Linked DNA regions of Homo sapiens: region 1 is linked to region 2. Evidence: read pairs that join two places in POLR2A ChIA-PET (ENCODE). Cell type or tissue: GM12878. All regions are shown on one strand. Each heading gives the region's core, and the rest is flanking DNA. Links, peaks and the distances in the headings are about the cores only.

Region 1 (11,834 bases), core at 1-8,000, 80 kb after region 2:
ACCTCCGCCTCCCAGGTTCAAGCGATTCTCCTGCCTCAGCCTCCCGAGTAGCTGGGATTACAGGCGTGTGCCACCATGCCCAGCTAATTTTTTTTTTTTTTTTTTTTTTTTTACAAAGACGGGGTTTGTTAGTAGAGATGGGGTTTCTCCATGTTGGTCAGGCTTATCTCGAACTCCCGACCTCAGGTGATCCGCCCACCTTTGCCTCCCAAAGTGCTGGGATTACATGTGTGAGCCACCATGCCTGGGCCTAAAACGTTTCTTAATACCAAATATTCAGTGTTTAAGTTTCCAGTGTGTCTTAAATGTCCATTTTTAAAACTGTTTGAATTAGTATCCAAATACAGTTTTTAGATAAATCCTTTAAGTCTCTTAAAATCTTCATGTTCCCTCTGTCTCTTTTTTTTTCTTTATAACTTGATGAACCTGGCTCATTTGTCTTGAAAAGGTCCCACTGCCTAGACTTTGGTAGTTGGAGCTGGAGGCTGGGTCAGCTTCAGGCTGGATTTTTTGTCGGCAGGACTTTATCATGGGTGTTGCTGTTCTTCCAGCAGGTGCGTGATGTCCGATTACCTCTCCTTTTGGAAATTGGCAGCCATTTATTTTCACATCACTAATTCCCTAAAGGTTGCAAAATGGTGATATTCTCATTTCCCTATGTCTTTTTTTTTTTTTTTTTTTTTTTTTGAGACAGAGTCTTGCTCTGTCGCCCATGCTGGAGTGCAGTGGCTCCATCTTGGCTCACTGCAAGTTCCACCTCCCGGGTTCACGCCATTCCCCTGCCTCAGCCTCCCGAGTAGCTGGGACTACAGGTGCCCGCCACCACGCCGGGCTAATTTTTTGTATTTTTAGTAGAGATGGGGTTTCACCGTGTTAGCCAGGATGGTCTCGATCTCCTGACCTCGTCGTGATCCTCCCGCCTCAGCCTCCCAAAGTGCTGGGATTACAGATGTGAGCCACCGCGCCCGGCCTATGTAACCATTTTCAAAGTGAGTTGGTTCACTGGCATCTTTCAGAGGTGATCGGTTGGCGTGTTTTTGTTGTTCGTTTAGTATGGCTGTGAACTTAATCATTATGAACATACTTGATGTGTTACAGTCCATTGCATTGTTGCCTCGTTGGTGAGCAGGTTGTTCTCCCTTTGGCCAGGGAGAGTCTCTTTCATGTTGGGGTCTAAGATAGAGGCATCTTTGTCAGATTCTTTCCTATCTAGCCTGACAAGATGTTCCGGGCTCATTTTGAACATTTAATGCCCTGATCTGCACTTAGCAATTGCCAAGGAGCCCTGATTCCTTTTAGTGAAAAATAGTATTTCAAGACCATAGTCTGCAAGCTTGGGCTCCTAGTTGCTGTGAGGCCTTTTCAATAGGCAGAGCTAGGAATAGCTAGGCATTTTTGTTTGTTTGTTTTTTGTTTTTGTTTTGTTTTGTTTTGAGACAGGCTCTTACTCTGTTGCCCATGCTGTAGTGCAATGGCACGATCTCAGCCCACTGCAACCTCTGCCTCTCAGGTTCAAGAGATTCTTGTGCCTCAGCCTCCCGAGTAGTGAGTAGCTGGGATTACAGGTGCATGCCATCACATCTGGCTAATTTTTATATTTTTAGTAGAGACAGGGTTTCACCGTGTTGGCCAAGCTGGTCTCAAATTCCCGACCTCAGGTGATCCACCCACCTTGGCCTCCCAAAGCATTGGGATTACAGGCGTGAGCCACCGCACCAGCCTAGGAATTGTTCTTTGTTTTTTGTATTTTTAAGATAAAATACATCATAAGTTCACTCTTTTTGATGAAAACTCAGGGCTGCAGGGTTTTAATTAACAGCTCCATCCTCTGTGTTTTCTCTTTTCCACACTGAAAATCCTAATTCTCATGGGTACTTGAGGAGGCTAGAGTTAGAGGTTCCCCAGCTCATGCTGCTTCAGTCACCTGGAGGGCTTGTGGACACACAGATGGCTGGGTCCATTCCCCATTTCTGATTGAACAGGTCTGGGTGGGGCCTGAGAATGAGCATTTCTAACAAATGCCCAGGTGGTGCTGATGCTGAAGGGCCAGGGGCCACTGAATAGAACATCACACGATTGCTCACTTGCTTTCAGTTGCTTTATCCCTCATTACATAGACTCTGAATAACACTATTAACTCCACCATCAACAACAGGACTAGTGAACACAGGTCTAGAACTGTTTTTGACAGTTCTTATTGGCATTTGGATGTATCCCATAAGGAATGAACAGTCAAATTACTGTAGTTTTAAAGTTACTTGTCATAGCTCCTCTCTCTGAGATTATACCACTAAATGTATATGTATACATTTAAGTTCACTTGTTTTATTTTTCCTGATTATTTTTAGGGAAAACCTTGAAAAAATCTAATTGCTTTATAACTATATAAAATATTTACTTCCAAAATTAAATCTACAAAATGAGGTCTATTTAAAGAAGCCTTGTGTATGTTCTGTCCTCTCCATGCTAACTCCTCCCTTCCTGAGTACTCCATCACAGTTTTTATGGTTTTCCTTCCACGTGAAAAACATCCAAACATATTTGTATTTCCCTTTCTTAGCTTAGACATTGCCAGCTGCACACACTGTCCCACCTCACTTTCCCCCGGACTCCACTCCACGCTAGGAGTATGTTGAGATCATTCTCATTCCATGATGTCGATATTCCGTGGTTTATTCTGCCAGTCCCCTCCTGGTGGAATTTGAGTTGTTTTGTGTTTTACTGTTTCCAGTAGTTGTGCACAGATAGCCTGTCTGTGGCCTTTCCGACGGGCCTGTTGGGATGGAGCCCTGCAGGGCGGGTTGCTGGGCTGAGGCAAATGGTTATGTCACTGTGCTGATGCTGCCTCAGCTCCCTCCTGAGTGCTTGCACCATTGGGAAACTGCCTGTAGGCCTCGCTGAGAAGCCAGCCCTTGAACAAAGCCAGTGGCAAAGGGGAAGTCTGGGGAAAGACCAGTTTGGGAACCCTTCTGTCTAAAGCCTTAAGGCATTGGGGTGCCAGGAACAGGAGTGTCTCTTTTTAACTTGTAAATACAGTACTGTGGTTCAAACTGCTACAGTAATGCTGTGTTTATTTAAAAAATGTATACACTGTTAAAGGCTGATTCCTCAGTATTCTTATATTCAGATGCATTTATCCAGTCTTTTTGTTTTTAAACTCTTGAATTTTAAGTTTGCTCTCTGAGGGCTAGAGAAGGCAACTTGTTTCCTTGATTAGAAGAGTTCATTCAACTTCTTAACATTCTTGGCCTGTGTGTTCTTGTCTTTTAAGTTAAAACAGAAAAAGACTGGGACTTTCTGTCTTTTGACTAGTCTTTACGTGTAGTAGTTCCTTTTCTGCAAATTTCCACAGTAGGAAACTTGATGAACACTAATGTATGGGTTTTCTTTTGACCCCACCTACAGTGGGTAGTATTGTCATATGACTGGGTGCTGGGAGAGAGCAGCAGAGGGCAGGGGTGTGTGTGTGTGTGTGTGTGTGTGTGTGTGTGTGTGTGTGTGTGTGTGTGTGTGTGTGTCAGAGGGAAGGTAGAGACCACAGGAAGGACCTGGAGGAGAGCCAGGCTGAATGGGTATAACGTTAAGCCGGCGATGACATGGCAGGGGGTGTACTGAGTACTTCTTTAGACTTGGCCTTTAAACTTGGTGGTGCAGAACTGTGGGAGGGTTCATTTGCTTTACTTCTCAAATATGTGCCTTCTAATGAAGGGAGGACAGTGTCTATGCTAGAAATGTGGAGTTAGTTGCCTAGTCATCTTAGGGGGTGACTAAACCTTGCTTTCTACCTAGAGAATCTGGATAACATCTGGATCCTTTTTTGTGCTTTCTCGTTGACCTTCACTCCCTGCCCCCACCCCCGACTGCGAAGGCTTTTCACGGACAGATACTCTGGCAGGAGCACCGGGGAGGCTTCCATACCCATGATTATGCATTTGATGTTAGTTTTCACCATGAAAGAGCTCCCAATCTGAAGCATTAATTTTCATTACTGCCTCGACATTATACACGAATTATAGCAAATACTTTATGCATTATTGAACAGGCTGAGATGACTTCCCAGTTTGTAATCTCGGATGTTTTTATCGTCCATTTGAAAGCCCGTTTTACCAAAAGCCATTGAAGAGAAATGAATGTATGGCCTATGGGCAAGCACTTGCATTCCTAGGCTTGAAGACGGTGCCCTCTCTAATCCCGTGTTTTCAAACATGAACTGCCTCATAGTGGATTGCAGCTTTCTTTTGTTAATAGGCTTAAAGAATTATTATTTCTGCAAAATTTTCTGTAAAGCAAATCTTAGATAAATTATACATTTCCTTTGACTTTTTTGTTCAAAAATAGAATCATGGAACCTTGCTTGGAGGGCCTTAAAATTAGTTCATCTCTTGTCTAGTCCAGTCACTCCGCTGCTTTTAGTCGCAACTGGGAGATGACCCAGCCCATGGTTGAGGCCCCCAGCTGTGGGACACTTTCTGTCATTCTTCACCCCCCTCCACCCTCAGGGTCTTCTCTCGTAGGCCACAGCATTTCTTGGGTTGAGCTAAATCCATTTCTCTGTCTTTCTCACCCATTAGTGCTCTGGGGCCTACTAAGCCCTACAGAATAAAGCCAGCCTTTGAAAATAAGACAGCCCATTAGGTGGCCGAGGACAGTGTCTTGTTAACAGGTTGAAACACTCCACATGTCTCCAACAATTTAAGATAAAGTGAGATGTATTTTATTAGAAAACTTACTGTTCCTTTTACCAAGATTATGCTAAAGAATTTGAAGAAAAATTGTCCTGTATCAGAGTATCAGCAAATATTCAGACTCCTTATGTCAAGGTTTTTTTTTCCAACATAAATCTCCAAATAGAAGTATTGACCTTGAAAATATATCATGTCAGGTATTTAGGAAAGCGACAAACTGACTGAACATTCTGTTTTGCTTAGCCACTCTCTCAGGGTTATAATTTTGTGATCCTTTTATACTTTTGTATGAGTAAGACCATCACGGCTTTGCACGTTCAAGAATTGGTTCAGTAAAAAACAGATGACAGAAATGTTCACTCTGTCTGCGGAAGGCCTTTTGGAACCCATATTTTCAGCCAACCATTGTTAAAACAACTGCTGCAGAGTAAGTAGTAAACTTGTTAGAATTAAGAAGTTGGGAAGGAGCACTGGGCAGTATTGAGTCCTAAGCCAAGCTACCTGGGTTCGAATCCCAGCCTTGGCGCTCATTTGCTTGATGTTGGGCCAATTAGGGGAGTTCTTGATGTCTTGGTTTCCATATGAGGGTTCAGGGTGAGTATGCGTGAAGTGCCGGGGGCATAGCAGGCGCACGGTGCTGTCTGGAGGGACGGTAAACAGGTGGCCCTTCTCTTGACTGTGTTACCTAGCAGCTGTTCCATGACCCTAATGTGATGGTTTTGGGAGGTGGGGCCTTTGGGAGGTGATTAGGTCATGTGGCTGGAGTCCCCACAAAAGGGATTAGTGCCCTTATAAAAAAGGGCCCCAGAGATCTCCCTTGCCCCTTCCCCCACGTGAGGGCACAGCAAGACCAAGGTACTCAACCTGCTGAAGCCTTGACTCAGACTTACACCCTCCAGAAATGATAAATAAATTTCTGCTGTTTATAAGCCATCCTAGTTTATTGTATGTTGTTATGGCAGCCTGAACAGAGTAAGACATTGAATTTATTGAAATGTTACCTGTTACACTAAATCACTGAAGTCATCTTTTTGAATTCTTTCCCCCATCGTGTTTCTTATTTGCTTTGAACATAAAAGGTTTTAAATTACACAAGTAATGCATGAATACGTGCTTGTAAAAATCTCAGGGAATACAGTAATAATTCAGGAAATAGCTAAGCCTATGTTAGTAATCTGATTGCATGTAACAGAAAATCCAATTGCAACTGCATAAATAATCCAAAAACTGATTGGTCCATGTAATCAGACCCCAGAGCTCTGCCCCGCTTTCCCGGGGATTCTCTGAACTGGGCTTTCCTCAGCCTGGGGGCCCATCCAGCGGCTCCAGGCGGCACCCTAGAAAGAGTGCCTGTGTCCCTCTGGGTGGCTGCTGCTTGCCATTCCCTCTACATGTCTCTTCCCATCTGGGGACTCCAGTGCCTGCTGTTCAGCCAGGGTGATGCTGTGCTCCCACAGACTTTAGGGATCCATGGCACCCCAGCTTCCTGACCTGCCGCACCCTCTTATCTCCCTGTCTCCCCAGTGGGCATGAGAGCCAATGGTGGGTGTGGAGACGCACAGGGATGGGGGTGTATGTAGTGAAGTTGTGTTTTGAATTGCTCTTATAAATTATTTTGATAGATCTCCTCTGTCACCAAAAAAAGGAGACCTTAGTTATTGGAATAAAAGGCCTGAGTTGTCTCTTAATAAATAGCCTCCTGAGGCAGAACAGTGAACTGGGTGACTTTGTGAACAGGGTTTCTGAGTGTGGGCACATCAGTCTCAAGCCCCGTTTTGGCTCTTAGGAACCACCCTATTAACAAGCGAGTTCCTGCTGGGTTTCGCTCATGCCTCTGTTGCCCGTGGGATTAAAATGAAAATTTAGCCTGGAACGTGCTCTGCCTCGCAGTTCAGCCCGCAGAGCTCTAGTGACTTTTCTGCTTAATGGTTGGGTTAGTTCAGGAAACTACAAAGTCTGTGTTGTTAATTTAATTACCTACCGCGTGAGCCAAGATTGAATTCTTTTGGGCTCTTAAACTTAAGCTGTTCACCATCTTTTTTTTTGTTGTTTGTTTGTTTTTTTGAGACGGAGTCTCGCTCTGTCGCCCGGGCTGGAGTGCAGTGGCGTGATCTCGGCTCACTGCAAGCTCCGCCTCCCGGGTTCACACCATTCTCCTGCCTCAGCCTCCCAAGTAGCTGGGACTACAGGCGCCTGCCACCACACCCAGCTAATTTTTTGTATTTTTAGTAGAGACGGGGTTTCACCGTGTTGTCCAGGATGATCTCTATCACTTGACCTTGTGATCCACCCACCTCGGCCTCCCAATCTGCTGGGATTACAGGCGTGAGCCACTGCGCCCAGCTGCTCTTCACCATCTTTCATGTGCTGGTTCTCCATACCCCATTTTCAAAGGCATCTCTAATTTCATAAGACTTGATGTGAAGATTTAAGAGTTTATTAAAATAATGGTTGTATATGCTGAGAAAATGGTGGTGATTTTTCTTCACATTGTTAATGCAGCGCCTCAGTGGGTTAGAATTGGGCCTTCAAATCTACGCTGGGGCACTGTCTTGGTGTGCTAGGGCTGCCGCCACAGAGTCACACAGTCTGGGTGGCTTAGCACAAATGCGCTGTGTCACAGCTCTGGAGACCAGGTCCAGGCAGCCACAGCATGGGCCTTTGTGTCCTCATGGGGCCTTCCTGCGTTCCTTCTGTCTGTGTGACCAAATCTTCTCTTTACACAAGTCAGTTGGATTAGGGCCCATCCTGAAGACCTCATTTTAACTAAGCTACCTTATCAACTTTGAAGACCTTATCTGCATATGGTTATATTCTGAGGTACTGGATTTTAGGGCTTCAACAGGTAGGTTTTTGTGGGACACAGTTCAGCCCATAACAGGTACTGAGGTCAGATGGTCCCAGGTCAAATTCCTACTTAGGTCAGATGACACTTTTGCCACTGTTGGATGTGCTGATTGACTGGTCATCTTCTAGGTGAACACAGGTTAGAGAGTTAGTCCATGATGGAATGCGAGAGACATTGCTACTTGGTAGTCTCCATTTAGACGAGTCTTACTGTACGGCAGGGTTCCCAGGGAGAAGAGCTTGGAGCAGGTGTTGGAGGCAGTTCCACTTTTACTCTGTACGGATGTTATTTGTATACGTATGTGAAGTAACTGTATTGCAAAGATAGAATGTGAGAGAGAGAGCGAGAGAGTGTGTGTGTGTGTGTGTTTGTAGTTTTATATAGAAAACCAAGTGGAAGAGGAGAAAGCGATTCCATTTAGTTGGCTTACTTTCCACTTAGCAAAGAGTAATGATTTTTATACATTAATCTTGGAACTGTTTAACAGGACAACAGAAATTGGCAATCAAAGTTAAGAAACCAGAGGCTAACTAAAGATTTTCTTCTTTTCTTTTATTGATGTCTTTTCTTTCTTTTTCTTTTTTTTTTGAGATGGAGTTTCGCTCTTGTTGCCCAGGCTGGAGTGCAATGGTGCAATCTTGGCTCACTGCAACCTCCGCCTTCCGGTTCAAGCGATTCTCCTGCCTCAGCCTCCCGAGTAGCTAGGATTACAGGCATGCGCCACCACGCCCGGCTAATTTTGTATTTTTTTAGTAGAGACAAGGTTTCTCCATGTTGGTCAGGCTGGTCTCAAACTCCCTACCTCAGGTGATCTGCCCACCTCGGCCTCCCAAAATGCTGGGATTACAGGTGTGAGCCATCACGCCTGGCCTCTTTTATTGATTTCTAAGATGACTACCAAATAAATGAACAAGATAAAAAGTGATAAGTTCAAACATACTGTTTTTGTGTTAACAAAATGTAGTAATAGTCCCTTTTTAACCACTATGTGCCATGCCTTGTTGGAAGTGACTGACGTGTCTTGTCTCATTTAATCCTCACCAGAGCTCCTCTGGCCGAGCTCTTCTCATTTTCCCATTTCCCATGTCCCCGAGGCACAGGAAGGTTAAATGATCTCCCCAGGTGCAGTCAGCTGGTCAGTGATGGAACTGAGATGGGGACCGGGCAGTGAGGTTACCAGCGCCTTGCCCACTCACCGTGCCATCTGCCCGGAAATGTCATTACCCTTCCTCAGTGACTTGACATTATTATATGAGTTTCAGGAGGTTTTTTATTTTTAGGCTTTTGATAGCAAAATAAGCAGATGTGTTAATGGCACACATCAATTCCCAATGATTTCTTAAAGATCAATATAAAAGCAATTTGGAAAATGGTTTGCTAAAGTAAAGAGGATCCTCTGAGTATAAGAATTTTAGTCATCTATATTAAAAGGTTCTTTTTTAGCCGAAGTGTAATACAGTTATATCATCATTTTATGAGAACAAAATGGATTTTTCATTTCTATTAAAGCAAAGATAAAAGCTGAATTAACACTGAGCGTGCAGCGTAAAGTCGGCCGCAGCTGGATTCCTAACTCGCGTCTGCCACTGTCAGCTCTGTGCACTGAACACGTTGGCCCTCAAAGCTGACTTTCCTCATCTGTGAATTGGGGTCGTGTTTGTGCCTTTCCTCCCAGGAGTTATGGGGAAGACAGAATGAGAGGGTGCCTGGCAGGTGCCTTGTGTAATATTCGCACATGGGGAGCCACCTATAAATTTTAGCTCCTCCTGGCACTTGGTTGAACAGTGAGTTGATTTTGGTGAAGTTTTGGTTTCTTTTTCTCCATGGATTTTGGGCGTCTGGGAGAAAGTGGAGGCTGTAGAACACAGCAAAGCTGGGTGAGGTGGAGCAGGCTCCCTCTCCTAAGCTTTGTGTCCTTGGGGCAAGTTCTTCACCTTCTCTGATCCTTGTTTTCCTTGTGGGGAAAATCACACCCACCCCATGGAGGTGTCACGAGGGTTCAGCTTCATCACATCTGTCCCGTGCTGGGTTTTCCTGAGACGTGTTATGTAGAGGCACAGGTACAGAAGAATCTTGCGATATCGCTTTACTAAACATAAAACTACCTAAAAACACCAATTTATTAAGCTCTAGAGCCATTTTGCATGTATTCACCTAAAAATATGGTAACTGAATTTCTTTCTTCCCTTCATAGGTGCTGGAGATCAGAATTTATTTACCTCTGTTTATCCAACGCTCTCTCAGCAGCTTCCAAGAGAACCAATGGAATGGAGAAGGTATGAGTTGTGTGTTTTTTGGCTGTATCCCTCTCTTCATTTTTTAAAATGAAGTACATGTTTTTAAATAAGTATATGTTGTTTAGACATTTATGTGAACAAGTGAAGTAGCACAAGTTAAAAGCCTCAGTTCTAAAGAAACAGAATGACCTCACATAATCTGTGGGTCTTTGTGGGTCTTATTCTTTATGGAATGCCATGGTTTTCTTTTTTTTTTTTTTTTTTTTTGAGACAGAGTCTCGTTCTGTCGCCCAGGCTGGAGTGCAGTAGCGCAATCTCGGCTCACTGCAACCTCCACCTCCTGGGTTCAAGCAATTCTCCTGCCTCAGCCTCCTGAGTAGCTGGGATTACAGGTGTGCGCTACCGCACCCGGCTAATTTTTGTAGTTTTAGTAGAGACAGGTTTTGCCATGTTGGCCAGGCTGGTCTTGAACTCCTGACCTCAACTGACCCGCCCTCCTCGGCCTCTCAAGGTGCTGGGATTATAGGCATGAGCCACTGTGCCCAGACTACGATGGTTTTTCTTAACGAGACATTGGAAAGTAGAAGCAAGACAATTATTTTGAGTTAAAGACTCACTTTTATAGGAATGATCTGTGATTCTTCATGGTTGACCAGAATGTCTTAAAGGCACAGGCGTTTTGCAAAGGAGACACGTGCTCACTTAGACTCCACCTTAAAGCGGAAGAACTGGGCTGTATCAGCCATCTTACAAGACCCTCCCTCCACCCTGGCTCCTGTGCGTTTTCCTTAAGGACAAGAAGGTAAACAGAAAGATGGTATTTAAAAATTAGGAGCGAGGTTAGATCAGCCATCACCGTTGCTCTGTTGCATGTTTACAGTTAGTCGTCTGGTGACATACTCATAGGAAATCACTGACTGGGAATCCTCTTCTTGGAAAACTTATTTCTGGTAAGAGCAGGTGTTACTTGTAAATATAAAGTTGTGTATATGTAAATGTAAATTTGTAAATTTGGATTTTGTCTTGTAACATAGGTAATCTGATTTTAACCAGGGTATACAGAATTTCCTGTTGTTCTTTGTGTTTATGTAAGTCTGATTCTTATAGCATTATTCCTTTCTGACCACCAGTTTGTGCCTTAGTAACATGAGGGATTAAGGTGGCTTTCTGGAGTTGACTTACCCAGGTGAATATAGTCTAATTTCTGTGCTGATTATAGTGTCTTACAAGATATGCATTTAGTTGCTAATATTTAATATAAAGAGTGTACAGAGTGTAAGAGAAAAATTGCTTAACATGTGAGGAGGCCCAGTGCTGTGAAAGAGAGAAAAGAGTTTAGCAAATGGAGTAATCTGTAAGGGCATTCTGATAGATAAAGGGAAAAAAAAAGTGTGTTCATGAAACAAGATAATTTTGAGAAAAAAATTAAATGGAGAAACTATGTAGGCCCGGCATGGTGGCTCACGCCTGTCATCCAGACACTGTAGGAGGGTCAGGTGGGAGGATCGCTTGAGCCTAGGAGTTCAAGACCGGCCTGAGCAACATAGTGAAACCCCTGTCTCTGTAAAGAAGAAATAAAATTAGCTGGACATGGTGGTGCACGCCTGTAGTCCTAGCCACTTGGGAGGCTGAGGTGAGAGGATCACTTGAGCCCAGGAGTTGGAGGCTACAGTGAGCTGAGATTGCACCACTGCACTCCAGCCTGGGTGACAGAGCAAGACCCTGGCTAAAAAATAAATAAAAAGAAACTGTGTAGATTTAATATTTGTATTCATCTCTTCCCCTTTCCGAAACTCCAGTAAATGGACTACATAAATACTAAACAAATAAATGGACTAAAAAAAATGGACCAAACAAATGCTAAACAAATCACCCTAAAGAACTAAAAAGGCAGACGTGCATAAAGACAGAGAAAGGAGGAGGCAGCGGAGGCCGCAGGATATAGCTGTGTTTTTGGGAGAAAGAGAAACAGGTGGAGGAATTGGGAGAGAAAGCTGAGGAAGTTCAATCCCTTGTGTCTTGTGGCTCCATAAGAGGAGGGGAATTTCTGACAAGGGACAAAGT
Region 2 (16,470 bases), core at 4,967-12,966:
CATTAACTATCTCTAAGGCAGTCATTAGGACGCATCCCATGAAACCAGATGACTTCTGCATAGCCATTGCCTTCTATACCTCAGGCAGGTTCTTGTTAGAAGAAGTGCCAGGCAGAGGTTGTGTGGGCAGCCAGTCATATTTGCATATTTTGGGGTGACTGTGCAGACAGTGCTGGACCAAGGAAGTTGTCTGGGTCCTCGCTGCAGAGGGAGGAGGAAGCAGCTCACACGCTTGCTGTTGTCTGGTGGGAGGGCTGCATTTCTCCTCTCTCCCCCACTTTCTCTCTCTCTCTCTCTCTCACACACACACAGACACACACACACACACACACACACTCACACTCACTGTTGGGTTTCTTGGGCTGCTAACAGGATTAAATGAATGTCTTGGTTCCATGATGTGCATGTTACGCTAGAGAGCTAAGTTAGTTAACATCGCTCATTGGGATAGAAGGAACGTACTGAGGAACGTACTGAGGATTAGAAGTCAGAATTCTTGAATCTGCAAATCTTTTTTTTTTTTTTTTTTTTTTTTTGAGACAGAGTCTTGCTCTTGTTGCCCAGGCTGGAGTGCTCACTGTAACCTCTGCCTCCCGAGTTCAAGCGATTCTCCTGCCTCAGCCTCCTGAGAAGCTGGGATTACAGGCATGCTAATTTTTTGTATTTTTAATAGAGACAGGGTTTCACCATGTTGGCCAGGCTGGTCTCAAACTCCTGACCTCAGGTGATCCACCAGCCTCGGCCTCCCACAGTGCTGGGATTACAGGTGTGAGCCACCGTGCCCGGCCTGCAAATCTTCTATTTTGTTCAGACACTAACTCCAGCCCTATAAATAGTCATCCAATACTTCCAGTAAATGGTGCGCCTCATATTGATCTGCCTGGTTGCCTTACCGTGTTTGTTACATTGCTGTGTAACGAGTTACCCACAAACTTAGCAGCGAAAACAGCAGACATCTATTATCTCACACAGCTGCGGAGGGTCAGGAATCCAGGAGTGGCTTAGCGGGCGATTCTGGGTGTCACGTGGAGTCACATGGGGTCAATGTGTTGGCCGGGGATGCAGTCACCTGAAGCCTTGTGGGGGGAAGGAGGGGCTCCCCCAGGCCTGGGAAGGCTGCGGCTGCCCCATCACGCTCTCTCCTCCACCAGGTTCACAGGTTCACAGAAGTAAAGGCTGAGCATGTCAGGACTGAGCTGAGCGGTTCCCACCTCTCAGTCCACAGTTTCCCACAGAGCACGCAGGGGCCGCACCAGGGCTGGGACGGGGCTGCGACCAGGCTAGGGGAGCATCCTGGGCAAACCCTGCTGGGGACAGGTTCGTTGTGTCTGATGCCGTGGGAGATGCACGAGCAGTGACTTTCACTTTATCCCACTGTGGCCCCGTGACCCTGAGCGAGAATGCACTGGCCGGGCCTCCAGGGGGCGCTCCCTTAGGAACACCCCATCCCCGTCCCCGTGTGCTGTCGAGGGCCTCTAGCGGGCGCTCCCTTGATAACACCCCACCCCCGTCGCTGTTGTTGTCGGGGGCCTCCCGCGCCCCAGGAGGTTTCCCAGGGCGATGCTCTGGTCCCTGGGTCCTTTGATCTCATCTCCCTAGTTTAGCCTTTGAACTCCATTTCAGATTGAGAGGTTTCAGGCTGGAGTGACATGGAGGGACGTGCCTGACTTCTGGAGGATAAGAGGCGGCCCACCCCACAGCTCTTCCAGCGTGGGAGCTCTGAACATGGGACCCGGAGCACCACCGTTTAGCAAACCTTGCTGCAGTTTGGAGAGAGTGTCGCGGGCGCCTGGCCTGTCCGGCAGGCTGGGTGGCTGTTCTCTGTTGAGCCCACAGCCATGCCCCACATGCAGGACGTTTGCCTATCACTTGGAGGCCTTTCAGGGATCTTGCTAGCCCACGGCTGAGCACAGGGTAGACCTCACCAACTCACCCACAACCTGGCCCCTTGACACACTGGTGCTGTGAGGAGGAAGATGTGGGCACTCTTAGGTCCCTGGTCCTAGGGGTCTGTGCTGGGGTGGGGCTCGTTGACCTGCATCCTGGCTGGCCCTGTGACTCTGCCTGTTTACAGTGAGCAGCTCCTGGCCAAAAGCTGCTTATTGGATTAGCCGGTGCCCCGACGGCAGAGCCCGCAGCTGTGCGCAGGAGGACGAACCTGTGTGTATGTCCTGCTTCAGCGCGCTCCTGGGGTCCCTTGAGTTGGTCTCTGTGACTAGAAGGACAGTGCTGGCCACGCAGGTGGCACCCTGGGGGTGCCCAGCACCCACTTCCTGCTGAGCAGATGCTCTGGGTGGCAACGGCCCCTGCCAAGCCTGGGCAGCTCAGGCCAGGTCCTAATCCCTCCGCTTGAGCTCGGCTCCTCACCCTTTGGCCAGGCTGACACCTGCTCCCCGCAGGTCCTTCTCGCCGGCTTCAGGCAGCACAGGACCGAGGGCTGAAGATGCTGAGCAGCTACCCGGCCTGCCTCTTCTCAGGGATCTGTGTGGCCCTGCTGGCGGTGGCTTTGGCCTATTACTTCTACTGGTGAGTGAGGCCGGGGCCCGGGGGCCTGGGCAGTCCTGGGGGCCTTTACTGTGTGCTCCCCTCCTCTTCCAGCCCTGGACCGTTCTCTGCATGTCAACAAACCCTGCCTAGCCCTTTGCAGGGGAACTCCTGGGAGGTAGGGAAGCAGGGGATGGCAGGAACTCATTCTGATCCCTCCTGGGGTCCTTGGGCAGCTCTCCCATCCTTCTGCAAAGGGGTTTTTGTTCAGAACATTCCTGAAGGAGCTGAGCGGTTTCATACCATCTGGGCGGTGTTTGTAGATGCCTGGCATGTCCTGGGACGGACAAGTGCCTGATGTATGGGCACAGACTCCCACTGCCCCCCAAGGCAGGTGCTGTAGGATGGCTGATTTACATGGTGATCTGCACCCTGAGCAGAAAATGCGTAGTTACCATCAAAGTGGCGCTGCTCTGTCACACCCATTGCCTGATGGGCTGGTTTATGGTGATCGCAGGCGATTTCCCAGCTGCCCTTGACCAGAGTCCGTGCCGGCTCTTACTGCAGAAGCCGAGAATCAGCAGGTGTCACAGATCACGCTGGCCTAGGATTTCAGAGACTCGGTCCCAACCCCGCTGTGTCTCCGGGCTGGGATTAGATGGGGTGTTTGTGCTCCAGGCCTCCAGTGCTCGTTGGTAAAACGGGACACTGATGCCGCCTGCTGTTTCTGCAGAGGGTCAAAGGGCACAAGATGCGTGCCAGCCTCTGTCCATGGGGTGTGTGATGATGGTACCAGGTGGTGCAGGGGGCAGCTGGGGGGACCCAAAAACCCCAAGTCTGGGTGCCAACTTTATTTTCTAGAGCCGGAGAACGAGGTGATTTCCTAGGAAGAGACCACAGCTCCCCTGGAGGTTCCACGCTAGACTGTGTTTGTTTTTCTTGGTGCACACTTGGCCAGGAGCTGCTTCTCTCTGATCTGGAAGCTTTCTCTTCTATAGATCCGATTAATGCACTTCCATTGCTAACAGCGGGGAGGGTCACTGCAGGTGACACAGGCAGGAGGATGCCCAGTCTTCCCCATGACTCAGTTTATGTAAAAACGATCAATACTATTTACAAAGAGGTTTACCCAGAGCCAAAAGACAGAATCCTAAGGCTGAGGCAGGAGGATCCCTTGAGCTCAGGAGGTCAAGGCCACAGTGAGCTGTGATTACGCCACTGCACTCCAGCCTGGGCAACAGAGCGAGACCCCATCTCTAAAAAACAAACAGAACCTAAGTGTGGAATTTAGGAGACAAATTAGCTTGGGATTTGGGGCCTCTGAGAGTTTGAGCAAGGGGGTCGGTCATTGGTGAGGGTTCCAAAACCCCAGGAGCAACCGCTCACTCATCCTCAACCTGGGGCTACCGCGAGTGTGACGGGGGCCATGTATACAGGGCAGGCTGGCCCCAGCGAGCGGGCGACTCTGGCAGCTTCCACGGACCGTTCCTGGCGCCTGGGCGGAGAAAGGGTATCAAATCATTTCCTGGGATTCGTGGCTGAGCTATGCAGTTTCACAAATGCTCAAAATGATGAAAGACCTATTAGGTGTTGGGAAAAGAGCGCCTCTGTCTGGGAAGAGTGCCGCATTGCGCCTGAGCAGCTGCTCGTAATTGGCTTATGCCAAGCCTCTCAGCTTCAGCCTGCTGACCAGGTGGCAGGGGACTGGCTGTGCCACCTCCTCACCCACAGCGTTTCCAAGGATGTGCATTTCTCCTTTGCCCTCAGGTCTTCAGTAAGTTAGCTGTGGAATTCGAGGCCTCAAGTGGTGGCCTGCGCCGTGGCAGCGTACCCACAGGTGCCATTTAGTGGCACTTGCAGTACGACCTGGGAGCTTCCGGAACCTGTGGGCTTGTGAGGTCCCTGTTGATCCTGTTTGACCTGGAGGGCCACAGAGGCGGCTTGGTTTTTTTGTGGGGACAGAGACGTTGAGCGTCACGGTGGGTGCTAGGCCTGTAATAGGAGCGATTCTGCATTGATGGCACCACGGGTCCAGGGAGGCCTCGCCAGCTCCCTCCCAGAGCAGGAAGGCGGGCTGGCCACTCACCAGGAGCCTGGGAGTCTGGCGTCCTTCACGAGGCGCTCCTGAAGCACCTCTGCCTACCCTGCATTCGCCACACGTGCCCAGGTACCTGGCGACGGACAGCAGGGAGCCCACAATGCCAGCTCTTCCTGGAGACGCCCGCCCCTGCGGTGGCCACTGGTGTTCAGTATGTGACTCTCTGAGCGTGGGGTTCTAGACCAGGAACCCTCTGTGCTCGGTCCACATGAAAAGAGCAGCTTCTCGTTCATCTTCAGAGACCTGTTCTTAATGGGCAGCAGGGGCTCCGAATGCTGAGAAAACCCCACAGGTGGCAGCTGGGTGCCTGGCCCTGCAGCCACGCCTGCCCGCGGTCACCCTAGGGTGCAGCGGTCACCCTGGGCTGCTGTGGTCAGGTGGGGTCTTGTCTTTAGCCCCCTTCGGTGGCTCACTTGGCGGGAGGAGGGTGGCACGGCGGTGCCATTGCCTCATCTGGGCTCAGGGAGACAAGGCAGGACCTCTGTTCTGTCTCCCGTCACCTGTGTTGTATACAGAGAAAAAGCCGTCCTGGCAGCCCTCAGAGCCCCTTGCCTGTTGGGGATGGAGGAAGACAGGCCTCGGAGCCTTGTTCATCTGGCATTTCCACAGCAGAGGGAGGGAGGCCCGCTCCCCAGGGCTGGGTGGCCAGGGTGCATGGTCATGCTGGGACATCATTTTCTTTTTTTCTTTTTTTTGGTGGGGGGCGGGATGGAGTCTCGCTCTGTCGCTCAGGCTGGAGTGCAGTGGAGTGATCTCAGCTCACTGCAAGCTCCGTCTCCCAGGTTCACACCATTCTCCTGCCTCAGCCTCCCGAGTAGCTGGGACTACAGGTGCCGGCCACCACGCCCGGCTAATTTTTTGTATTTTTAATAGAGACGGGGTTTCACCGTGTTAGCCAGGATGATCTCGATCTCCTGACCTCGTGATCCACCTGCCTCGGCCTCCCAAAGTGCTGGGATTACAGGCGTGAGCCACTGCGCCCACCCGGGACATCATTTTCTACTTGTAAACCAGAAACCTCCTTCCTCCCTCCTGCCGTCCCATAGGATTTTATCGATCACCTACTGTATACCAGGCACTGGCTAAGCCCTGCACGCACAGTGGTGAGCAGGCAGTCCTCACCCTCCTGGGGCTCGATTTCCCAGAACCCTCAAGAGAAAGCCAGTCCTCAGGGGTCAGCAAGTTCCACATTCAGCTTCAGCTTTCGGCCATTCCTGCCGCCAGGCCACGCTGAGAGTCTGCCGGGGCACCTCGGTTCCCTGCGCCTGGCCTGCCAGGCCTCAGCCGCCACGGCCTGTGTCACGGAGGAAGGGGGCTGCAGCTGCACCCCCGGGAGGGGAGGTTGGAGTCGGGGTGGGGCGGGCCGCGTGCTGTTGGTGTAGGGTGGGCGATGGCAGTAGTGGCAGCTTATTACCACATCAGGAGAGGCCGGAGCGTTTTCAGCAAGGTCAGAAGCCTGCGCTGTGTTTAAAATCAGGGCGAGAGGGAGACAGGGAGGGAACGTTCCGCCGCCTAAACCACTTTCCCGCCGCATCTTTCACCTGGAGTGGAGGGGCAAGTGCCTGGGCCCAGTGGTGGCAGCTTCGGGAGGGTTCCATGAGGCTGCCTCGGGAAGCAAGGGTCCCGGCAGAGCTGGGTGTTCTCCTGGGCCCCCTCAGGACAGCAGCATCCACTTCAGGCGCCGCCTCTCTAAGGAGCCACACCTCCCTCTCGGGCCAAGTATGGAAACGAGCCACAGCACCACGTGTGCTAGGGCCCCAGCATTTCACCCACGTGGCAGAATCTGTGCCCCAAATGTCACAGCCCCTCCCCACCTCGGAAATGCAGGCTGAGTGGAGGCCCCGGCCCTCGCCACTCTGGAGCGATGGCTATTTCAGGCTCCAGGAGGCCGCTGAGTGGTTCCCGGGCTGGCCCTGCATTGCGGCTGGGCAGGGGCCACACGTCCCTCCCCCGTGGGCCCTGGGTGCCTGGAATCTGGAGCAGAGAGAGAGAGGGAAGGTAACAGCGTGGCCTGTACATCCCTGCCTGCAGGCGCTGGCCTTGCTGTCCCTGGGTGCTGCCTGTGTACTCCAGGGCACTCTCTTTCCTGGAGAGGAGGCCGCGGGAGTCATCGCGGGGCAGATCCTGGAGGCCAGCAAGGCCGCCCCTCCTCCTAAGTGGCACTGATTGACAGGGGAGAAAGACAGAGGCTTGTTCCCCAGAAAAGCACAGAAAACCAGCCTTGTTCCTCAGACAGGAGATGCATGTGCCGGGAGGCAGGCAGGGGGACGGCTGTGCTCGGCCTCTGTGCAGTGGGATTATTAGGGACAAATTCCAGAACAAAACTTGGGTTTCATCTAAGCTTTTTGGGGATTTGGGGAAAGCAGAAGAAAAGAGGGAGCCCAGGAGGAGGTCAATACACCGTGCCAGGAAATGAGGAAAAGCTCAGATGTGCAGTGTCAGCGCTTTTCCATGAATCACCTCTTACCTCTAGAACAGCAAGTGCGGGAGGTGTCCAGGTGCGGGGGGGCCACGTGCCCTCAGGGGCTTCCCTCCCCAGCCCGCCTGGAGACATCATCACTGACTCAGCTCCGGCAGGCAAGGGTCCCTCGGGGTCTACCACTGGGATTGACGCCAGCAAGTCGGACCCTTTCTCAGAAGCCCAGAGGGAGGGCAGAGCCGTAGCCACAGTTTGGAGGCATCTGCTGGGCTAGTGCATGTTTTAACAGCACCTATGACAAGGTGAGGCAGCATGGGTGGCCCTGCAGGTGGCGGTTTGCATATGTGCACATCCAGCCAGCTCCGTTTTCCAGTCTGGGGACTATGGTGACAGGAAGTAAAAAGCCTGCGATTTGGCCTACGGGGTCCCAGGGTCATCCCGGGGTCGCACCTTGGCTACCAGGCTTGAGGGTTCTGTGTGCGATTTCAGGAGAGACACACAGCCCATCGCACACCTGACAGTTGTCACCCTAAAGAAAATTCGGCTGAACTGTGCACATTGGGGAGCATTTTCATTCACATTACACATTTCATTTCACTTCACGTTTTATTGGTTTGAGTAATGGTTTAGAAACTATCTTTTACTTCAAAATGTTTGTGCATCTGAGATTTTCTGACTTTATATCTGGACAGGGCGCCGTAATGGTAGACGATGGCCGAGGTTCAGGGAACCCTGTTTCTGTGGTTCAGGACAGGTCCAGCCTTTCTGAGCCCTGTCCCCGCAGAGAGCCCCCTTTCCAGGCACCCGTGTCTTGGGTCGCCGCTGGCCCTGTGAGGTGACACTCTGCAGCTCTTGCACTGTCCAGGCCAAGGGTGGCTGTTCTGAAACCTACTCGGTTTATTCCATCTTGAATCAATGCATTTTTTCAAGTCCGTGCCTCAGGGTGCCTGTAGAATGACAGATGTGGCATTTCAATCGGTAAATAATGAGTACACCTTTAAGGTCCAGGCACTCTTTGTTTAGAACATTGTGGAATGCCTACATCATCTCATGCTTGCACAGGAGCGTGGCTTTGTCAGAACTCATCCCCAGGCAGCCCTGTGGGCACCTGGTGGGGGCTGGACAGGGGTCACGAGGAGAAGCCAGCAGGAGGGTGGTGGGCCCTCCACCTTGTCCCCGCAGGACTCCCCTCTCTGCCCAGACACACTCAGCCTCCACCAGGACTCAGGGGTTCCAGCCAAGCTCCTCTTACCAACGATGCCCCGTGACTGCCCCAGGGACGGGAGGGCTCAATGCCATTCCCCTGCAGGCCCTGTCTCTCCCCAGCTTCCAGTTGGTTGTCCTGCAGCCTCAGGTCTCTGATGGGATGAAGCAAAGTCGAGAACTTACGGTTTGTCTGGCTTTATTCTTGTGAGAGTGGGAGTGACAAGCTCTGTACATCCCCAGCAGAAACCAGAATTCCACCTCCTACATAACTTTGTAAATTGCAAAATATAATGAAAAGTGCATGAGGCCAGGCACAGTGGCTCACGCCTATAATCCCAGCACTTTGGGAAGCCGAGGTGGGTGGGTCACCTGAGGTCAAGAGTTCGAGATCAGCCTGGCCAACATGGCAAAATCCCTTCTCTACTAAAAATACAAAAATCAGCCAGGCGTGGTAGCCCGCACCTGTAATCCCAGCTACTTGGGAGGCTGAGGCAGGAGAATCACTTGAATCCAGGAGGCAGAGTTTGCAGTGAGCTGAGGTCATGCCACTGCATTCCAGCCTAGGGGACAAAACAAGACTCCTTCTTAAAAAAAAAAAAAAAAGTGCATGAGACATTGATGACCAGTTTAATGAATAAGTATGCAGCAAATATCCATCTGTTTCTATAGAGTAAAAGTAGTTATTATAACGCGTAGTTCGTTGTAAGAAAATTATGTCTAGGTCAACTTAGCTGTGACTGTTTTATGTGTGCATGCATGTATGTGTGTGTGTGTACATGGGCGTGTGTGTGTTTTGGAGTGTGGTCCCCACAAATCTGCCACCCTTGGAGAATGCTCTTCTGCCCTGGTGCATGGCTGTGCCCTAGCATGGGAAGCGCCTGCTGTGTCCTGCAGGCCCGCAGACTTGTCACAGGTCCATTGTGCAGTCATCAGGCCCTGGGAGCTTTCCACATCCCTCCACCTCCCACCCAACATCACCACTCTCCGGCCAGTGAGACCATCACAGCACCCCAGAGGAGACAAATTCTGGAGCTCAGAGAGCTGGGGTAGGTGACGGGAGGGTGGGGGGCTGGAGGTCCTTGGCCAGCAGCCTTCCCATCCTGGGCCACCAGCACCCTCATCCTCCCCTCGTCCTGCCCAGCTCCACCTCCTCCCTGCCCTCTTCCTGCCAGGGTTTGCAGTTTACACTGGCAGTGATGCAGTGGCAGACACAACTTGGGGAAATAACTCTAGGACCCTGGTCTTTAGTTCCGATTCCCGGTGAGACAGTACCTGGCGGGGAGCTTCTCGCCCTCTTCAGAAGTGGCCTGGGGGCCCTGGGGCTACTGATCCAGCCCAAAGCTGCAGTCAGGAGAGCGTGCAGCCGTGTGGGTCTCATAAGAGAGGCCGACCAGGGCTGCCCAAGCGGAGCTTCTGTTTGGCCTCTACCTGCTGGAGTGACGCCCCCGGCATCTCCAGCGAGGCCTGGAAACGTCGCAGTCTCCTCTTCACTGAGTCCAAAGTCACTTCCATCTCGGGCCCGTCCAGTGTCTGTCGGGGCCTTGATTCTGAGATGAGATTGTTTGCTGAAGTGCTCCATGGACTCTTTCAGGAGTGACGTTGTTCTTTCAGGAACTGTAAACGGAGGTGGCATGTAACCAGTGTGGACTAAGAAGCCATGCTGCTGTTTCTTTTCTTTTCTTTTTTTTTTTTTTGAGACAGAGTTTCAAAAAAAACTGCCTCCCGGGTTCAAGTGATTCTCCTGCCTCAGCCTCCTGAGTGGCTGGGATTATAGGCGCCTGCCACCACACCCGGCTAATTTTTTGTATTTTTAGTAGAGACGGGGTTTCACCATGTTGGTGAGACCATCACCATGATGGTCTCAAGCTCCTGACCTCAAGTGATCTGCCCACCTTGGCCTCCCAAAGTGCTGGGATTACAGGCATGAGCCACCGTGCCCAGCCTATGCTGGCTGTTTCTCACAAATGTATATTGAATACGAGCCATTCGCTTAGAAAACATTGATCAAGCATCTGTATTCTATGCCAGGCCCACGTGAGTAAGAGTAATAGCTGTTGATGATGTAAGCTGTGTTTTTGGCCAAAGGTAACAGAGATAGTGATTTAAACACCGTTACCTCTTGTCTTCCCCGCCTCTTGAAGAGGGCAGCTGCTGGTGTGACCTCAGCTGCTCCCCAGACCCTAAGGGGATCTGGGACCTTCCACCTTCTACCAACGGTGTTGGTCTTCTGTCCTCACGCCTATGGTTTCACGCTCCCACAGTGGCTCCTGCACCTTCAGACACTGCCTCCTCACCGAGGGAGGGAAGAACGACAAAGGTGATGACCAGAGGTATTTGTTTCTTGTCTTAGGAAAGCAAAAGCCTCCCTTAAAGCCCCCGCAGACTTCTCCCTGGCTGGACCCAGGGCACATGCCCATCCCATCCCTGGATCACTTGCTCAAAGAGGGGATGGGATTACCTTTATGGCTTAGATCTGGGGCTGGGCTTCCCTCCCATATCCAAGGGTGAGCGCTGCCATAATAGCAGGAGGTTCTGTTACCAGCAAAGGGGGTAGTGGCAGGTAGGTAACTCACAGTGACTTGCATGTTGCAAAAGGCGGGGTTCTGTTATCCGGAATTGGAGGAGTGGTTTTAGGTATGTCATATAATTATGCCTTTAAATCCATTGGTTGAGAAAACAGGCAATGCTAAAAGATTCTCATGAACCTAGCAGCGGTTTTAATTTTGTATTTTATTTATTTTATCAGTATCTAAATACAATAGAAATATAAATACAATAGAAATGGAATGGATCATGTGAGATGTGTGTTGTTGACGAACGTGTAGTCAGTGCTTCATGCACATGGGATCCAAGTCCCCAAACAGTGGCTGCAGATCCACACCCTGCTCCAGGTGCTGAGGTGCCCCAGACAGCTGCTCCTAGTCAGTGAAGCATTGACTCTTTAGTCTCAATTGTTGGTCTGCATGTCTACTGATAAGCCGGTACTGTGCTGTTTTAATTATTGAGGCTTTCTAGATGTTGTAGTGTATTTTAGGGCTATTTTCTTGTTCTTTTTCATGATTTTCCTGGCTTTTCTTCCCTGTTTAGTTTTCCATATGAACTATAGAATCAGTATGTCTAGTTCTGGGGCTGGGGGGGAGCTTTTGCTATTTTAATTAGGATTCAGTTATATATTTAGGTTTATGTATCATTTACATATTACTATCTAACAAACCACCTCAAAATGTATCAATTTAAAACAACCATCATGTCGGGGGGCCCTCAATTCTGTGGGTCAGCAATTTGGGTTGGGCTCAGCAACATGGTTCTTCTGCTGGTTTCCCCTGGGGTCATTGGAGTGGCTGTCGTCAGCTAGAGCTGCCTGGAGAACCTCAGGTGGAATGGCCCATTTCTGGTCCATTTCTGCTCCATGTGGGACCACCTTCTGTCAGACTAGCCCAAGCCACCACCTCTGATGGCCACAAGGGTGTAAGGGAGTGGCAACGCTCTAAAGACTGTCTTGGAAGTCCTGTGACACCAATCCCACCACATTCTATTGATAGGGTGAGCCCTGAAGTCAACCTGGGTTCAAAAGGGTGGGGAGTAGACTCCATGTCTTGGCAGGAGGAGCTGCACGTTACTAAGGGCATGTGTTCAGGGAAGGGGTGGTTGCAGCCTGGTCACACGGGGTTTTTCCATTTGTTCAGCTCTGCTTTTGTATCTTTCAAGATGTTCTGTGGTTTCCTCATAGAGGCTTTATTTCCTCTGAAGCTTTTGTTTAGGTATTTTCTCTTTCTTATTGCAATCTGCGCTCTCCTTCAAGACACCTTCTGCTTTTGTGTGTTCCTGTGGAGGGGTGGTCTGCTGGGCCCCTCTCCTTGGCTCCTGAACACACAAGGGGATCATATATCCATATCCTCCCAAGCTGTAAGCACTTGCGCTGGGCTGCAAACTTGCATCCTACTTGCCGTAGAGGACAGCCCTTCCCCTAAACTTCCAGTTTCCCCCTCTCCCACCTGCCTGAAAGGCACCAGCCAGGCAGTCTTGGAAGCCTCGTGTTGAAGGTGGTGGAGCCCCCAGAGCCTGGGCCCAGATGACCATGTGGGACAGAGCTGCCAGTGACCTAGAGCCATTAAGAGAGCAAGAGATAAACTCTGTGATTGTCTTGGTCTCTTCTGACTGATTCGGAGGCCACTGCAGTCTGCATGTTGTACATTATTCCTGTTAGCATCACTATCAACTCTAGTTCCTGTTGTAGTAGATTTGGATTCTCCTGGGTATTGAGGCTACACAATCGTCTGCACAGACTGACAGTTTCACCTCCTCCTGCCAGACTTTTAGTCTCCTGCTAATTCCAAATGCTGATAAGGTTGGGCTGGCAACAATTTCATATTTTTCAGGCTTATGAAGAGGTAAGGTGGTCTCTGTAAGTGAATTTACCCAAGAACTGAAATTTGCCCTTTAAACCTCAAAATAGGATTGTGTTTGTTTCATCTAAAATTTTAGTTGAATGCTTAGTAGTATCTTCGCTGCTTACCAGACTTCTCAGATAATGTGGTAACTGTGACGCCGCCCTCTCTCAGCATTCGGACGAGATCAGCGTGGGCCACAGTCACCGCATTGTGCCCTCATGCGTGATGTCAGAGAGCCTGCAACCGCGCCCCCGCTGCTCAGTGGCCTCCAAGGGGCCTCAAGTCCTGGGCTCGTTTCTGCCCCAGGTAGTGCTGTCAGCGGCATGCCTGCCTTCTGCAAGCCCCTCTTCCCTGTTCCCCAGCCCGCACTTCCAATGAGCTGTGGGCCAGGAAACCAGCCCGTCACACTTGTCCACGCTGCGTTTAAAGCGGGAGGAAGGAGGACCCAATGCAGGGCCCGAAAGGTCCACTGTGAGTGAAGTCTTTTTCCTTATGGGACACCTAGGCTGGCTTCTCAGAAAGTGTGTGCAGTTTATTTCCGGGTTCTTGGCGGTGTTCTGAATAGTAAACGTTGCCACCTAAATGAAGACCCTTTGAGATATCACTGCGTCTCTACTGTTCCTGATGGTGGACTTTCTCCTCCAGCGTCTGCTGACAGTAACAGTGGAGCTTTCCCCAGCACCCAAGAGCCCGGGGCTCACCGTGGTCCCCTCCTGTGCAGCCAGCACACAAGGCCCTCCCGTGCCACCACCTCGCAGGGGCCAGGTCTGCTCGGCCCACTACACCAGAGCCCTTGGGTGCGGGGTGGGCGGGACAGAGAAGAGGAAGGGGGGAAGGAGGGAGCTGACAGCCGTTTCTCAGTTCCCCATTATGGACTTGGATTTGGATCACTGAAATCCATATGGAACTAAGAAGTTATCTTTATCCCACAACTCAAAACTCCTGTCTAGAGCATCAGAAATGATGTGCTTTTGGCATCCTGAAATGTCTTTCTCCTCCGCCAACTGCTGTCTGCTGAGAGCTAGCCTTGCTCTCGGAAGGGCGGCTTGGGCAGGGCAAAGGGAGAATTCCAGGGTTTGGGAGCATCTGCTGATCCCAGAATAGTTGCCAGTGGTGACATCTTCTTCCTGGACCCCAGGACCCAAGGACAGCAGGTCCCATCCCAGCTCTGCCCAGCTCCTGCCCCTGCACAGAGCAGGACGCCAGCTGGGGTGGGCACTCTGTGGCGTTTTGGGAAGATAGTGCTATATTTCAGAGGCTGTGCCATCTCCTCTGGGGGATTTCAGCGCTGGTGACAGAGGCATGAAAGGCTCATGGATAGACAAACTGGTGTTTACCCCTCATAGAAACGAAGTTGCCGTCCTATGTGTGCAGAGAAAACCAGGGACTCCTCTGTTCAGAAGGAAGAAATGGAGGGGCCTGGTGGGCCTGGCAGCGGTGCGGAGGTGGTGGGCTCGGAACTGTAGTTTCCATTCCATAAAAAGGCGTCTTCGGAAAGGTTGGGGATTTTGGCAAAGAAGGGGGGTCTCTGGGGAGACTGCATGTGGGTGAGATCCTCTGCCTGGCCGGTTTTGGAGGAAGAGGGTCACAGGGACCAGCGACGGGGAGGAGGGTCCACATGCTGCAGCGAAGGACCTGGGGCAGGCAGGGGGTGGGCTGGATGGCGGAACACGGGGATGGGCCCGTACCTCTCCAGAACTACGGACCTGGGATGAGGCGGCCTGTGAGTGCGATTGGGCTGTGTGACGGCACCAGAGGCGGGGCTGCAGCTGCAGGCTTTTGTCGTCCTGTGGTCCTGGAGGCTGCAGGTCCAAGGTCAAGGATTCCTTCTGAGGCTTCTCACCCGGGCTCTGACTGCAGGCGGTCTCCCTTTTTCATAAGGACACCGGTCAGATGGAATCAGCGCCCACCCTGATGATATCATTTAACTTAATTACTGTGTTAAAGGCCCTGTCTCCAAATAAGGTCACATTTCGAGGACCTGGGCATTACCTTTGTGGAAGGAACTCAGTTCACCCTAACAAAAGGTGGCAGAATTGGGTGTGGGCGTGTGGGGCTGGGCTCTGATTGGCAAGCAGTGCTCTGGCCCTGCCCAGGCAGAGGCAGCCTCGTGCCTCACCTTTGCTCCCCTGATCTAAGAAGGTGCACACCCCGGTAGCTTGTGCAGGGGCCAGGACAAAACCCAAGAAGCAGCCATCACGCCCCAGGACCAAGATGTGCTGGCGCCAGGCTTCCGGGCAACCTAAATCTGTTGTTTAATGAAGACGCGCTGGCACCAAGCTTCTGGGCGACCTAAACCTGTTGTTTAATGAAGGGGCTCAGAAGCAACTCAGTGTCCTCAGTGTCTCGGTGGCATCTGAGCAGCCATGAAAAGGTGCCATGGGGACTGGAGAGGCCCACTGTCACACCTCCCAGCCCCAGCCCCAGAAATCAGATGGAGCCCCAGAGGTCCCACCCCTGAGGTCCCACCCTGTGTGGCTCTTCTATCCCAGGCGTTCTCCAAGGTCCCCAGGGTGCTGGGGGCTGCCCAGGCTATCTGCTGCGGTCAGGGTGTCAGTGGTGCCACCATAACCAAGTGAGGCGAGGTTCCACATCGCCGGCCAAGTGGCTTTATGGGCCTCCAGTGGGATGTGGCAGGAAGTACCCAGCGGCTCTGCCATGCATTCTTGACCAGAAATGTTGAACCCGAGTTAATTGTGAGGAAACGGACAAATCCAGGGTGTGGGGCACGCCGCAGAGAGCTGCCTTAGCCGCTTCAACACCATCAGGCCAGAGTAGGCGGGGAGCGTCTCGGGGAAAGGGGACAGAGAGACGTGCCATCCAAATGCATGTGTGTCCTCCACGGGGCCCTGCATCCCCGCAGCTAGGAAGGTCATCTGGGGACAGTTGGTGAAATGGAAACAGGGACGGGATGTTCGGCAGTATTCTGTCGGTATTCATTTCTTGGGTGTGCTCATGGTGTCCTAGTGAGCAGGCTGTCCTGATTCGTAGGAGATGTGGACGGACATGGAGGGAGTGCCGTGACGTAGCCCAGGAGACCTTTTTAGCTTAAAGCCTGTGCATAAGAAATAGGCAAGTGAGTTTTAGATGTTCATACATATTTCATTGCAGAATATTAGTTTAGGGTGATCAATAAAAGACTTTCAAGCCTAATGTTAAGCAAAAGAGACTTTTAATATATTCCACAATGATAAAATCCTGTGGAAGAAGGGCAGTGGGAATGCAGATTCCAGGAGCAAGTGGAACGAAGCCAGCTGTCCAGAAGAGCTTTTTTTGTGGGGTTTGAAAACAGGTGCCAATGGTGGCTGTCAAATCATGATGGCATTTAGGTTCTACTAGCTACATTGGAGAGAAAGAAAAACACTATGCTTTACAGAGTCAAAATCTACAATATGCCAGACTTTACACCCCTTGCATATTTAAACTTGGGCTTAAAAATGTAGAAGCTGGCTGGTTGCAGTGGCTCATGCCTGTAATCCCAGCACTCTGGGAGGCTGAAGCCAGAGAATCACTTGAGCCTAGGAGATCAAGGCTGTGTGAGCCATGATGGCATCGCTGCCCTCCAGCCTGGGTGACAGAGTGATATTCTGTCTCTATAAATAAATAGATGAAAAATAAAAAATAAAAATGTAGACGTCAACTTCACATTGTCTGGGGATGCATAATTTCCTAAAAATCGCTCTCATGGGCTCACGAGCAAATGCTCTAGGGGGCCACTGAGTCCAGGCCCCTCCCAATGCTTTCCTGCTCTGCCAGCCCAAAGGACTTTGAAGCTGGAGGCGGGGACCGGTGTGGCCAAGCAGGGCACCTTCCTCACCGTCACCCTTCTGCAGGGAGGGAGGTGGCCTCTGCCTGCTGCCATTGGAGGTTTG

What was found. Peaks named below come from ENCODE experiments on the same cell type or tissue, not always from the same donor. Only the 100,000 strongest peaks of a DNase experiment are listed, where the experiment ranks them.
Region 1: POLR2A ChIA-PET joins it to region 2 with 5 read pairs; 2 of 35 experiments call an interaction of 5 or more read pairs at or near these places.

Annotation. Positions count from the first base shown.
Region 1 is chr21:44,022,364-44,034,197 of GRCh38, forward strand. TRAPPC10 (trafficking protein particle complex subunit 10) reads left to right here. Exons shown (of 23, transcript NM_003274.5): 2 at 9,728-9,809. Among named protein-coding and RNA genes, the nearest start is that of TRAPPC10, 16 kb to the left of the region's middle. RefSeq lists a silencer at 10,000-10,212. In GM12878, for the core only: no CTCF peak of the experiment used is centred there; a DNase peak (open chromatin) is centred at 3,568; H3K27ac peaks cover 1,110 bases.
Region 2 is chr21:43,937,806-43,954,275 of GRCh38, forward strand. The region is part of intron 2 of AGPAT3 (1-acylglycerol-3-phosphate O-acyltransferase 3); the gene reads left to right. LOC105372826 (a long non-coding RNA gene) reads right to left here and starts at 8,709. Exons shown (of 3, transcript XR_001755079.2): 1 at 8,670-8,709; 2 at 8,254-8,359; 3 at 7,598-7,948. RefSeq lists enhancers at 290-339, 618-1,518, 876-1,275, 1,519-2,417, 6,029-6,872 and a silencer at 2,957-3,128. In GM12878, for the core only: no CTCF peak of the experiment used is centred there; no DNase peak of the experiment used is centred there; H3K27ac peaks cover 797 bases.